2 separate regions of the Homo sapiens genome follow, and region 2 is linked to region 1. A link is a contact called in ENCODE Hi-C or POLR2A ChIA-PET data. All regions are on one chromosome and are shown on one strand. Each heading gives the region's core, a stretch centred on a gene start or an enhancer-like site at or near the end of the contact. The rest is flanking DNA. Distances are from core to core; before and after follow the strand shown. Region 1 holds the start of CCDC146-AS1 (CCDC146 antisense RNA 1). Region 2 overlaps CCDC146 (coiled-coil domain containing 146).

Region 1 (7,647 bases), core at 1,319-3,818:
CTGAGGCGGGCAGATAACTTGAGGTCAGGAGTTCAAGACCAGCCTGGCCAATATGGTGAAATCCCATCTCTACAAAAAATACAAAAATTAGCTGGGCGTATTGGCGGCCACTTGTAATCCCAGCTACTCAGGAAGCTGAGGCAGGAGATTATCTTGAACCTGGGAGGCAGAGGTTGCAGTGAGCCGAGATTGTGCCACTGTACTCCAGCCTGGACAGAGTGAGACTATGTCTCAAAAACAAACAACCAAACACACACACACACACACACACACACACACACACACACACACACACACACACAAATACCAGAGATCAAAATCACTGTATCAGAAATGAAGAATGCCTCTAATAGGCTTACTAACAGAACGAACTTGGCTGAGGAAGGAATCTCTGAGCTTGAGGATATCTTACTAGACACTACCCAAACTGGAAAAAAAAAAAAAAAAGACTAGGAAAATACCAGAATATCCAAGAACTCTGGGACAACTACAAAAGGCATAAATACTCATAAGAGGAATACCAGGAGAAGAAAGAAAGGAACACGAGAAATTCCTGAAGCAATAATGTCTGAGAATTTCCTTCAAATTAATGCAGGAAAATAAACTACAGATCGAGGAAGCTCAAAGAACACTTAGACATATCATATGTAAATTACAGAAAGTCAAAGATAATGAAAATTCCTGAGAGAAGTTACAGGAAAAACACACTTACCTATGGAGGAACAAAGAATTACATCCGATTTCTCCTCAGAAGCCATACATGCAAGAAGAGAGTAGAGTGAAATATTTAAAGTGTTGAGAGAAAAAACCACCAAACTAAAGCTCTGTACCTTGTGAAATTATTCTCCAAAGTAAAGGAGAAATAAAGCCTTTCTCAGATAAAAATTGAGGACATTTGTTTGTCAATAGACCTGCTTTGCAAGAAATGTTAAAGGAAGCTCTTTAGAGGGAAGGAAAATTATATAGGTCAGAAACTCAGTTCTACACAAATGAAGAGCATTAGCTATGGAATCAGTGAAGGTAAAAGAAAAGCTTTTGTCTTATTCTTGAGATACTCGATAACACTGTTCAAATTTATAACAGCAGCAATGTATTCAATTACATATGCATATATATTTATGTATGCCCATGTGTAAGTGAAATGAATGACAGCAATGATACAAGGGATAGGAAGGAGGAATAGGACTATTTTGTTACTTAAAAAGTACTTGAAGTGGTATAGTGTTATTTGAAAATGGTCTTAAATTAGTTGTAAATGTATATTGCAAACTCCATGGCAACCACTTAAAGTAAAAAAAGATGTACAACTGATATACTAAGAAAGGAGAGAAAATGGAATTATATTAAATGCTTAGTTAAAACCACAAAAGGCATAAAAAGAGAGAACAAAAACAGGAATGAAGAACAAGCACAACAAATAGAGAACAGTGAAAATATGGCAGAAGATATTAACCCAACTACAACAGTAATCATTTTAAATGTCAGTTAAAAGATTGTCACAATGGATCCAAAAAGAAAAACAAACAAACAAAAACAAGACTCAAATTATATGCTGTGTTTGCCAATAATCCAGTTTAAATATAAAGACACATATATATTAAAAGTAAATGGATAGAGAAAGATATGCCATGCTAACATTAAAAAAAGATGAGTCACTAAATTAATTTCAGACAGAACGAACTTCAGAGCAAGAAAAAGTTATCAGAGACAAAGAGGGGCATTATATAATGATAAAAGAGTCAATCCTCTGAGAAGACCTAATGAATTCTTTTTTTTTTTTTTTTTTTTTGAGACAGAGTCTCAATCTGTCGCCAGGCTGGAGTGCAGTGGTGCGATCTCGGCTCACTGCAACCTCCGCCTCCTGGGTTCAAGAGAATCTCCTGCCTCAGCCTCCCGAGTAGCTGGGACTACAGGTGTGCACCACCACGCCCAGCTAATTTTTGTATTTTTAGTAGAGACAGGGTTTCACCATGTTGGCCAGGATGGTCTTGATCTCGACTTCGTGATCTGACTGCCTCAGCCTTTCAAAGTGCTGGGATTACAGGTGACAGCCACAGCGCCCGGCCAGTGGATTCTTAATATATTTGCACCTAACAACAGAACATCAAAATACATGAGGCAAAACTGATAGAAGTGCAAGGAGAAGTAGATGAATCCACTCTCACAGCTGGAGACTTCAACATCCCTCTATCAAAAGTGCACAGATCCAGAAGTCAGAAGATCAGTTAAGGACATAGTCAAACTCAATAATCCCATCAATCAATTGGATATACTTGGCATCTATAGAAAGAAATGTCAGTTTTTCTAAAAGCCAGTCATCATTGTAAATTGAGATTAACAAACAAAAGAAATAAAAACATTAGAAAGTACAGACAGTGAATGGGAACATATGGTTTTGTTCACTTATTCATGAGAAAATACAAAAAAAGTTTATATTTTTATTTTAACTAATAAGATGAGAGGACACGATGCTAGAATGACATTTTGGAAATTGCTTCAAATAGCTTGAATGTTCTAAACAAAATGAGTTCGATATAATTGCGTGTTTCTTCCAATAACCGTATTTTGAACTGTTTTATTGACCAGATTTCCTGAAGAAATCTAGAGAAATATTTTTCATTTTTCTTGCTATTCTTTATTTAATGACTAACTATTAAGTGCCAAAGAAGTCATATGATTTCCCGATATGGAAAGATTTTAAAGTTTGTATTGATCACACTTGGAAAATCATATGAAATAAATGAATACACAGACAATTATGTCCACTGGTTATAACAAATAACCAGATCCCACTAGTCCATAGATCTAGGAACATGAGCTAAAAGCACATGCACACCAGGTTTTCTCATTTGTATACATTTAAGGGATACAAGTGCAGTTTTGTTACATGGATATATTGCAGTGTGGTGACGTCAGGGCTTTTGGTACAACCATCACTCAAATTATATACATGTATACCCATTAAGTCATTTCTCATCCTTCACCCTCCTTCTGTCCTCCCACCCTTCTAAGTCTCCAGTATCTACTAGTCCACACTCTACGTCCACGTGTACACATTACTTAGCTCCCACTTATGAGAACATGTGGTATTTGGCTTTCTGTTTGTGAGTTTTTTTCACTTAAGATAACGGCCTTCAGTTCCATCCATATTACTGCAAAATACATGATTTCATTTTATGACTGAATAGTATTCCATTGTATATATATGTCACATTTTCTTTATCCAATCTCTTGACAGACACTTAGGTTGATGCCTTATCTTTGCTATTGTGAATAGTGTTGCAATAAACATATGAGCGCAGGTATCTTTTGGATATGATTTCTTTTTCTTGGGTATATAGCCAATAGTAGGATTGCCAGATGGATTAGTAGTTCTATTTTTAGTTCTTTGAGAAATATCCATGCTGTTTTCCATAGAGCTTGTACCAATCACATTCCTAGCAACAATGTATAAGTGTTCCCTTTACTCAGCACTCCGCCAACATCTTATTTTTTATCTTTTTAATAATAGCTATTCTGACTGGTATAAAATGATATATCATTGTGGTTTTAATTTGCATTTCTCTGATTAGTGATGAACTTTTTTCATTTGATTCTTAGCCATTTGTCTGCTTTTGAAAAATGTCTATTTATGTCCTTTGCCTACTTTTTAATGGGATTATGTTATTTTTGACATTTTATTTGCAATAATGTAGATGAATTTTGTAATACATGTGTCACATTGAATTTAATATAGATTAGTTGTCTAGACCACAAATTGAAGCTGAGTTTAGATCTTTAAATAGTTATGCCTTTGCTTTTAGAGCTTGCATATACATTAGTGGTATTTTACTTCCCAGGTATTGATCCTACACCTCGGGCATGCTGCCACCAGGGGGTAGTAGTGTGCTACTATCTTTCGGTTGTAAAGGCAACCTGAGTATTTCTGAGTTTCAAAATGGTGACAGCAAGCTCTTTCACAAGATGTGACTTATGGTCTTTCCTTTAAGTATATTTTTATGTTTAAACAAACATAAAATGACTAATTCTTTAGGACATTTAAAACTTACATTTCTATGATACATTTTTCTTTTTTTATTAGGAAATACTGACTTATTTCCTCTAAAAGGAATGTATTTTTCTATTTTTAAAGATTATAATCCTACTCCATCACACATGGTTGATCATTTTTATTTTCCCTGTTATCTTTTAATAAACTTATTTTAAATGTATATGTGTGGTTGAATCCATTTTTACCTAACATTTAATTAAAATATTTTCCTAAGTTGCTAAACAGACTTTATAATAATAGCTATTTACAAGGTTTTCTACTGGGTAGATATACCATAATAAAATAATCTTAAGTATTATTTATCATATACTGAACATACTGTGTGCCAGGTGCTTTAAATTTATCATATCTAAAATTCACAACCTTGCTAAGTAGGAATTGTGATTTTTGTTGTACAAATGAAGAAACTGAGGAGTTAAGCAACTTTTCCAAAGTCACACAGTCAAAGCTAAACTGACACACAAATACCGCTCTGACTACAGAGGTTCAGTAACAAGGTATTTCTGGAATGCATTATTTAAATATTCCACATTTTTTGAGAATTCAGATTGCTTCCAATTTTTCACTTTCATAAATATCAATATCTTTATGCATTATATCTTTTTCTCTCCTTTTGGGTTATCACTTTTGCATGGGATTACTGGGGCAAAAACATGTTTCTGTTTCTATGCCTCCTGGTATGTATTAACTCCTAACCTTTCAAACTTGCATTAAAACTTAAATCTGACATTTTTCAGCTTTCCTGACTAAGGGGTGCTTCAACATCAAAGCTCCTTAGGATTTACTTCCTTTCTAAAGCAACGTCAAAAGGCTTTTGGTTTTAAGGATCTATGGGTGAAGAGATAATGCAGGAAGCCCGATATGCTGACATGTGTGAGAGGCATCATTCACCACAGAAGTAGAAACAGCATGGATGGGTGAAAGTTGCAAGAAGGTAGGTTTATAAACAAATCCAACAACCATTTAAGTGTAGGAGCATTTCCAAAGTTGGCGTGAGCCTCTGTGGGAGGCTGAGAGCTTCCTGTCACTGGAAGTGTTTATGCATAGACTGAATGATCACTGAGAGGAGACTCTGGTGACTGACCAGTCAGGGCTGAGAACCACCTTTGGAACCCACGGTCCTCTAACTATAATGTGAGTCAGAGTCACATAAGCAAATGTCACTTTGGGTGGGGGCGGTGGGCTGGGGCAAAAATCATAATCATTACTTTTTGGATGGGATCTTCCTTTCAAACAAGTGTCTCAGGTGCTTCTTTTTGAGTAATGAGAAACACATTCAGAGAAACCTGTTCTAACTAAGTTAGTTCTTTTAAGATATTTGTTGCCACAGAAGAGCAAACTTTTTTTTTTTTTTAAGTTAAGGTAAAATCTGTTCTAGCTATGAGTTTTTCCTTGTGACTACTCCTGAGTACCTACATGCCTCTTCTGTCACATTCTAATTTTCTGGAATTCCAGATGTGTTGCTAAGATCATTCCTCCTTTCCTTTGTTACCAGATCTGTTGTTTCTTGGTTCCAACTTTGCTATCAGCACTGGACCAAGAATGGAAAACAACTAATAAACCCTGAATGTGCAACAAGGACCACAGGAACCAGCCACGGGAGAGTAGACAGTCACCAAGGTCAGGGTCACGTCAGGACAGCCCTGCACGTGTGCGGCCTGAGTGTTCCCACTCTCCGGGTTCACAGTGCAACAGACAGTGCCAGCTCACCACAGCCTTGTTTCCCCCAACTGACCAAGACTGGTCAGAATGTGTCAGATTTTGCATGAAAGACGCAACGTATTTGCTGTAAAATTTTAGGAATTACTAGAAAACAGGGAAGCCCCAAAAGGTAACACAATCAAGGCAAGGCAAAGGTTGAAGAGAGTACTGAAAAATCTTTTCAAACTGTTTAGAGAGGTAAGTACTCCTGTTTTGTTTCAAAAAGTAAGCTCAACTGTATTTAATTACTTTATTATGGATTTACAATGTATTAATTTAACTTTAAATAGATTACATATTATTTCCTGAACTGCATACTTATCAAGTCATAAATATTAATCCAGAAACAGAAACTACTGCAACATAGATTTAATTACTAACCAACCAACCAACCAGATAATTAGATTTATTAACATTAAAAGATTTATGTTATGTGAACATACACAAAAAAATTGACAAAATTACACAGTAAAATCCTTTCTCTAGAGTATTTGAAAAATAAGTTGTTCTTAGTAGTTGCCAATGATTCAGAAGTTCCTGAAGATATTGGGGTGGAGGAGTGCTAGTTATTTGGGCTTCTATTATCTAGAAACTCAATAAGAGTTTGTTGTGCTGGTCTGACAAATATCATCTGTATATGTGGATGAATAGTTTTCTCTCATTAGCTTCATCTCTTTATTTTTATGTGGGGATGGAAATATCTACTTTTTCCAGGGGAAGGAGGTCAGTGGGAGGGTGTGGAGGGAATTGGTTTCTGTGTCATGTGCAGTCATGTGCTGCTTAACAATGGGAATATATTCTGAGAGACGCGTCGTTAGGCAACTTCATCATTGTGTGAACATCACGGAGTGCACTTACACAAACCTATGTGGTGTAGCCTACTACACATCTAGGCTATGTGGTAAAGCCTACTGCACCTAGGCTATAGACCTGCATAGCAGGTTACCGGACTGAGTACTGTAGGCAATTGTAACACAATAAGTGTTTGTGTATCTAAACAAAGAATACACACAGTAAAAATATGGCATAAAAGATAAAAAATGGTACACCTGTCTAGGGCACTTACCATGAACGGAGGTTGCAGGACTGGAAGTTGCTCAGGGTGAGTCAGTGGGTGAGTGAGTGAGTGGTGAGTGAATGTGAAGACCTAGGACATTACTTACACTACTGTAGACCTTATAAACACTGTACACTTAGGCTACATTTATAAAAAATATTTTTCTTTGATAATAAATTTACTGTAACTTTTTTACTTTACAAAATTTACTTTTTTCAGCTTTTGACTCATAACACAGCTTAAAATACAAACACATTGTAGAGCTGTGTAAAAATATTTTCTTCCTTTGTATTCTTATTATGTAAGGTTTTTAATTAAATTTCTTTTTACTTTTACATTTTTGTTAAAAACAAAGACATACAGGAGTTCAAGACCACCCTGGCCAAGATGGTGAAATCCCGTCTCTACTAAAAATACAAAAATTAGCTGGGCATGGTGGTGGGCATCTGTAATCCCAGCTACTCAGGAGGCTGAGGCAGAGAATTGCTTGAACCCAGCAAGTGGAGGTTGCAGTGAGCCAAAATTGCACTACTGCACTCCAGCCTGGGCGACAGAGCACGACTCTGTCTCAAAACAAACAACAACAATAAAAATAACAAAAACAGACATAAACACACACATTAGCCTAGGCCTACACAGGGTCAGCATCAAAGTCATTATTTTCTGCCTCCACATCTTGTCCCACTGGCAGGTATTTAGGAGCTGTTATCTCCTATAACAATGCCTTTTTCTGGAATACCTCCTGAAGGACCTGCCTGAGGCTGTTTTACAGTTAATATTTTTTTCATAAGTAGAAAGAGTACACTCCAAAATAAAAATAAAATGTATCGAATAGTAA
Region 2 (7,647 bases), core at 4,421-6,920, 91 kb after region 1:
ATGTTGGCCATGCTGGTCTTGAACTCCTGACCTCAGGTGATCCACCTGTCTTGGCCTCCCAAAGTGCTGGGATTACAGGCATGAGCCACCACGCCTGGCCTTGAAATCTTTATAATCAAGATGGTATTAACTTTGAAAACTTAGGTTCAGACAATTTCTCAGAGCACTGCACCTTTAAATATGATGCAGCTTACCTAGGCAACAAATGATAAGTACCATGCTGAATCTGTACAAATTCTTCAGTTTGCTAAAGTTTTCAATCTCTATTATTCTGAAAACATTCTAAATATTTTAGAGCAAGTAAAGTATTTGCACAGGGAAGCAACTAAAAGACACTACAACAGAGTTCTGATAGAGATCATCAGAAAAACTTTAACCTTTAGAATAAAAATACTTAGGCATACATTTAACCAAGGACATGAAAGATCTGTACACTGGAAACTATAAAACTATGGTGAAAGAAATTAGACATAAATAAATGGAAAGGTATCCCATGTTATGGATTAGAAGAATTAATATTGTTAAAATGGTTTACTATACAAAGCAATCTACAGGTTCAATGCAATCCCTATAAAATTCCAATGGCACTTTTTTCACAGGAATAGAAAAAAAAATCCTAAAATTTATATGGAACAATAAAAGACCCCAAATAGCCAAACCCACCTTAGGCAGGAACAACAATGCTAGAAAAAATCACATGTTCTGATTTCAAATTGTAGCACAAAGTTATAGTAATCAAAACAGTATGGTGCTGGCATTAAATAAAAATAAAAGACCAATGGAACAAAATAGAGAGCCCAGAAATGAACCAATGCATATACAGTCAAGTAATTTTTGGCATGGATGTCAAGAATGCACAACATAGATTCTTCAATACAGGGTGTTAGGGAAATTGGATAGCCACATGCCAAAGAATGAAATCAGGCCCTTGTTTTACATCACACACAAAAGTTAACTCAAACTAGATTAAAGAATTAAACATGAGATCTGAAAGCATAAAACTCCTAGAAGAAAACATAGGAAAAAAGTCCTTGACATTGGTTTTAGTGATTATATTTTGGATATGACACCAAAAGCATGGGCAACAAAAGGAAAAATAAAGTGAGATGACATCCAACTAAAAAACTTCTGCACAGCAAAAGAAACAATCAACAAAATGAAAAGGCAACCTATGGAATAGGAGGAAATATTTGCAAACTATATATGTGACAAGGGGTTAACATCCAAAACATACAAGGAACTTATACAACTGAATAGCAACAACTCAAATAATCCCATTAAAAAATGGGTAATGGAGCTGAATAGACATTTTTCCGAAGAAAACATACAAATGGCCAACAAGTACATAAAAAGGTCATCAACATTACCAACCACTGGGGAAATGCAAATCAAAACCACAATAAGATGTCGCCTCACACCTGTTAGGATGGCTATGATTGAAAAAACAAAAGATAGTAATTTTTTTTTCTTTTATTATTATTATACTTTAAGTTTTAGGGTACATGTGCACAATGTGCAGGTTACTTACATGTGTATACATGTGCCATGCTGGTGTGCTGCACCCATTAACTCGTCATTTAGCATTAGGTATATCTCCTAAAGCTATCCCTCCCCCCTCCCCCCACCCCACAACAGTCCCCAGAGTGTGACGTTCCCCTTCCTGGGTCCATGTGTTCTCATTGTTCAATTCCAACCTATGAGTGAGAATATGCGGTGTTTGGTTTTTTGTTCTTGTGATAGTTTACTGAGAATGATGATTTCCAATTTCATCCATGTCCCCACAAAGGACATGAACTCACCATTTTTTATGGCTGCATAGTATTCCATGGTGTATATGTGCCACATTTTCTTAATCCAGTCTATCATTGTTGGACATTTGGGTTGGTTCCAAGTCTTTGTTATTGTGAATAATGCCACAATAAACATACGTGTGCGTGTGTCTTTATAGCAGCATGATTTATAGTCCTTTGGGTATATACCCAGTAATGGGATGGCTGGGTCAAATGGTATTTCTAGTTCTAGATCCTTGAGGAATCACCACACTGACTTCCACAATGGTTGAACTAGTTTACAGTCCCACCAACAGTGTAAAAGTGTTCCTATTTCTACACATCCTCTCCAGCACCTGTTGTTTCCTGACTTTTTAATGATTGCCATTCTAACTGGTGTGAGATGGTATCTCATTGTGGTTTTGATTTGCACTTCTCTGATAGCCAGTGATGGAGAGCATTTTTTCATGTGTTTTTTGGCTGCATAAATGTCTTCTTTTGTGAAGTGTCTGTTCATGTCCTTCGCCCACTTTTTGATGGGGTTGTTTGTTTTTTTCTTGTAAATTTGTTTGAGTTCATTGTAGATTCTGGATATTAGCCCTTTGTCAGATGAGTAGGTTGCAAAAATTTTCTCCCATTTTGTAGGTTTCCTGTTCACTCTGATGGTAGTTTCTTTTGCTGTGCAGAAGCTCTTTAGTTTAATTAGATCCCATTGGCAATTAGGCAGGAGAAGGAAATAAAGGGTATTCAATTAGGAAAAGAGGAAGTCAAATTGTCCCTGTTTGCAGATGACATGATTGTATATCTAGAAAACCCCATGGTCTCAGCCCAAAATCTCCTTAAACTGATAAGCAACTTCAGCAAAGTCTCAGGATACAAAATCAATGTGCAAAAATCACAAGCATTCCTATACACCAATAATAGACAAACAGAGAGCCAAATCATGAGTGAACTCCCATTCACAATTGCTTCAAAGAGAATAAAATACCTAGGAATCCAACTTACAAGGGACGTGAAGGACCTCTTCAAGGAGAACTACAAACCACTGCTCAAGGAAATAAAAGAGGATACAAACAAATGGAAGAACATTCCATGCTCATGGGTAGAAAGAATCAATATCATGAAAATGGCCATACTGCCCAAGGTAATTTATAGATTCAATGCCATCCCCATCAAGCTACCAATTACTTTCTTCACAGAATTGGAAAAAACTACTTTAAAGTTCATATGGAACCAAAAAAGAGCCCACATCGCCAAGTCAATCCTAAGCCCAAAGAACAAAGCTGGAGGCATCACGCTACCTGACTTCAAACTATACTACAAGGCTACAGTAACCAAAACAGCATGGTACTTGTACCAAAACAGAGATATAGATCAATGGAACAGAATAGAGCCCTCAGAAATAGCGTCGCATATCTACAACTATCTGATCTTTGACAAACCTGAGAAAAACAAGCAATGGGGAAAGGATTCCCTATTTAAAAAATGGTGCTGTGAAAACTGGCTAGCCATATGTAGAAAGCTGAAACTGGATCCCTTCCTTACACCTTATACAAAAATTAATTCAAGATGGATTAAAGACTTAAACGTTAGACCTAAGACCATAAAAACCCTAGAAGAAAACCTAGGCATTACCATTCAGGACATAGGCATGGGCAAGGACTTCATGTCTAAAACACCAAAAGCAATGGCAACAAAAGATAGTAATTGTTGATAAGAATGTGAAGAAAAAGGAACCCTTGTACACTGTTAGTGGGAAGGTAAGTTGGTAAACCATTATAGAAAACAGTATGAAGTTTCCTCAAAAAGTAAAAAATAAACCTTCCTTATTATCCAGCAATTCTTCTGGTTATATATCCAAATGAATCGAAATCAGGATCTCGAAGCGATATTGGCACTCCCACGTTCATTTCATCACTATTTACAAAAGCCAAGATATGGAAACAACATAAATTTCCATGGACATATGAATGGACAAAGAAATTGCGATATATGTATACAATGGAACATTTTACAGCCACAGGAAAGGAAATTCTGCCATTTGCAACATCATGGATAGAAAATGAAATATTTAGGCAGACAGAGAAATACAAATACTATATGATCTCACTTATATATGGAACTTAAAGCAGTCAAACTCATAGAAGCAGAGTGGGATGGTGGTTGCCAGGGACTTGGGGTAGGAGAAACTGGGGAGTAATAGTTAAAGAGTACAAAATTTCAGCTATGCAAGATAAATAAGTTTTGAAGATCTACTAGACAGCATAGTGCCTGTAGCTAACAATACCCTATTGTATACTTAAAATTACTAAGAGATTAGATCTTATGATAAAGCAGCAACAAAAATAATAATACAGGGGGTGGATAAAACTTTGGATGGTGATAGATATGTTTATGAGATTGATGATGGTTGGTGGTTTCATGGATGTATACTTATCCCCAAACTCATTGAGATGTATACATTAAATATGTACAGTATTTTATACATCAACCATACCTCAATAACGTGTTTTTTTAAAAAAGGAAAGACAGGGAGAATGAGTAGTGAAAGAAAACCCAACAGAGGCAAATATAAAAAAGTCTGTGTGAATTAAAACAAAAAAACACTAATTAATCTAATTAAATAGGCAGGAAAGGACTTAACCAGATAACAAAGTTTAATGGATAAAACAAATATCTGGCTGGGCGCAGTGGTTTACGCCTGTAATCCCAGTACTTTGTGGTGTGGAGGTGGGCGGATCACGAGGTCAGAAGTTAGAGACCAGCCTGGCCAACATGGTGAAACCCCGTCTCTACTAAAAATACAAAAATTAGCCGGGCATGGTGGTGGGCGCCTGTAATCCCAGCTACTCAGGAGGCTGAGGCAGGAGAATCGTTTGAACCTGGAAGGCAGAGGTTGCAGTGAGCCGAGATAGCGCCACTGCACTCCAGCCTGGGCAACAGAGTGAAACTCTGTCTCAAAACAAAAAACAAAAAAAAACAATAAATATCCAAAGACAGTTAATATATAGGATTGCAAAGCCCATTGTATTAATAGTTCCATATTGCAGGCAATATGATTGACAGCTGTAAATAAAATAATAGAATAAAGTATATTCTCAGGCTACGGTGATATGAACAGAGAATGTTTAATATAACACCTTAAATTCCTGGCATAGGAAGAACTACATAGCCATCAGGTATGGTAATTCTAGAGACTTATATCTCCAGAATGCCTAAATCAATTAAATAAATATTTATTGAGTTTTCCTATAAAGAATTTACAAATATGCAAACAATGTATAATCTGAAGAGAAAGTAAGGCAGGGAAAGAACTAGTTCTCTGTCACATAAGCTGAGGTAAAATAAGCCCAAATAAAAAGCAACGTTCTTAGGAGAGTAGATAGGGCTGAAAAAGTAACTGGTAGCCTGGAATTTGGGACTTGAACTCTAGGCATTGGGAGCCATGGCAGAGTTGTAAAGATATTGCTGACAATATTGCTGAGAAGAATGGCTTGGAAAATGTGTGAATTTAGAGGCAAGGAAACAATCTGGAGGCTGGGACCCAGCCACTGTGCTATGGGTAGGAGATAGGTACCATGGTGAGCAAGACCAGACAAGGTTCCTGACCTTAGGGGACGCAGAGACTGGCAGCAAGACAAGTTAATCAAAAAATCACAGACATAAAATTCTAAACGTTTTAACTGAAATTGGTGCTATGATAACTTGGACCACAGAAACAGGGTGGCCACACACTGCACACTTACAGGGAGCACCACTGGCATAGCAAGTTCTGCAGAGAAGCAGCCCCCACTGGAAGGAGGCAAGGCAGTACCATGAGATGCTGTAGGAGTCTGAAGAGAAGAGGATGTGGCCTTAAGGGGATTTTAAGAAAGCAGAAGACATGAATAAGCCAAAATAGGAAGCTTCACAAAGAATAATTAAGCAATAAACATTGCAGGGTACCCCTTGTTTTGTAATACACATCAGTAATTCCTCTTCTTCAAATGAAACATAGGTGATCATCATTTTGTTTTGATTTTGAATTATTAAGGAAACATTTCTAGATAGTTACAAGGAGCATGTGTAAAAACCAAATACTGCATGCTCCAGAGAATGGGGCAGGATACACAAACAATGTGACTTTTGGACAATAAAATGGCAATGCTTCAAGAAAGCTGTAGCAGAAAACCACACGGTCTTTCAATATTACTCATCATTGAACAAGCACAGGTTTTGCTCATTTTAGAAACAGCAGGGTGTAATGTAAAGTTGAACATGATTTATTTCTCTCCTAGTCCCACACAGAACCTGAGTGTTCTTTTTTGTGACTTGGCTCTTCTGACTGCCCTGAAGATAAGATTGGGTGCTCCTTCCCCCAGCAGCCCATTGCTCTACAAGGTTAATTACAACATGTTTCTACAGGAACTCAGAGCTGACCCCTTGGAGGAAGGGAGAACTCTGGGACACTTCCATTTTTTTGTTTTGTTTTGTTTTAGTTTCCTAACATGTTAAAAAACATAGAAACTTCAAAACAGGGTTACAAAAATTGTGGTATAAAGTTGTATGACAAGTGCCTTCAATTCTGTCAGTGTATCTCTGGTAATTATATGTATATTATCTTTTGGAGATAACATAAAAAGTCTATAAAATTTAAGGCTCATCCTATGGGGCCTCCGGTCCACTATATGACAGGCTCAGAATATTGGGCAGCCAATCTGACATGAGGCATACCTCAGATCCATTTAATGGACAACAACAACAACAAAATCAGATGGAACTAACTTAATAGTCCTAAAAGCCACAGATAAAATGATTGCAGTTATTCCTGCCTAGATTTTATATTCTAAGTACAATTATACAATGCTCATTTTTACCATACAAAGACAATGTTAGACTTGAAACATTTTTTAAGATATAGATACATATTTTATTTTATTTATTTTTATTTTTGTGGGTACATAGTAGGTATATATATTTATGGAGATGCTTTTTTTAAAAAAGAAAGTAAAAATGTTATTCAAAGACCCAACAAATCAAATCACAACATTTTTTTTTTTCCTAAAAGGAATGATAAAGAGGACTTTCGAAAAAAGAATCCTGAAAAGAAAAGAGTCCTACAGGAAAAACAAAAAGAATCTTAAAGGAAAAATGAAAACTCTTGCAGTAAATATGTACAGATAAAAATTGCCTCATAATTGAAGTGTTAAAGTAACAATGGGGTTTGAACTACCTTCAATTAAAACCACACAAACGCACAAATAGCAAAACTCTGAAAGAAAGCTTCAAGTGCATATCTGGCCTTTAAAGTTAATGTTCAGACATGTTAAACAGTTACCTCTTAGATTATACGCATGTGTAATCCATGAGGAATCTGTTAATTGCAACATGATGGTGGAGAACCCAAGTCTCTATTACAGAATCAGCACCCCTCCCGAGGATGGAAGGGTGCTGAGAGAGCTCTAGGCCTTCTCCTTCATTTCACCATCCCCTTGCTTTCCTTTGCCCATTCCTACCATACCCCAAGCACAGACCCAAGAAAAGATCCTCACTCTCTCTTTAAAGCATCTTATATATTTTTTCCCTTTTTTCTCGGAAACCTACATAATCAAAACAAGCTCTGTATTACTCATTTCTGAGTAGGTATAACATGTGGGCTCATGATGGGGCAGCACCTTACATGAGGCAGAACTGCCATAGAAACAGACATGATGTGTTTCCAACACACCCTCCAGGTTGCCCTTGTCAGCATGCAAGCACTCTTGTTCAGGGCGCCTAATAATAATATTTATATAACCCTTCACAATTTAAACAAAACTTTCCCTTGTATAACTTCACTTTGTCCTAACAACCACATACCATAAGAATTATCTCCATTTTGTACAGGAGGAAATTGACA

The links. A loop is a pair of places that touch in the nucleus more often than their neighbours do. ChIA-PET counts read pairs that join two places held with the same protein, here RNA polymerase II (POLR2A). Pooled maps may share reads with other maps.
Region 2: a loop to region 1 is called in a pooled map, with 6 times the contacts of the local background. The contact joins the enhancer-like site here to the promoter of CCDC146-AS1 in region 1. A Hi-C loop is called at or near these places in 1 of 168 maps with a recorded cell type or tissue (Panc1), 1 of 37 single-sample maps with no recorded cell type and 6 of 50 pooled maps. POLR2A ChIA-PET finds 5 or more read pairs at or near these places in 2 of 52 experiments (T-cell and activated CD4-positive, alpha-beta T cell).

The regions. Positions count from the first base shown.
Region 1 is chr7:77,243,629-77,251,275 of GRCh38, reverse strand. CCDC146-AS1 (CCDC146 antisense RNA 1) reads left to right here and starts at 2,568. Exons shown (of 2, transcript XR_007060387.1): 1 at 2,568-5,950. The region is part of intron 4 of CCDC146 (coiled-coil domain containing 146); the gene reads right to left. RefSeq lists a silencer at 3,921-3,970.
Region 2 is chr7:77,155,619-77,163,265 of GRCh38, reverse strand. All of the region lies in intron 1 of CCDC146 (coiled-coil domain containing 146), which reads right to left. All of the region lies in intron 1 of LOC124901678 (a long non-coding RNA gene), which reads left to right. Among named protein-coding and RNA genes, the nearest start is that of CCDC146, 37 kb to the right of the region's middle. Within about 2 kb of position 5,670, at least 4 of the 41 ENCODE cell types and tissues checked have a DNase peak (open chromatin) inside an H3K27ac peak, as active enhancers do.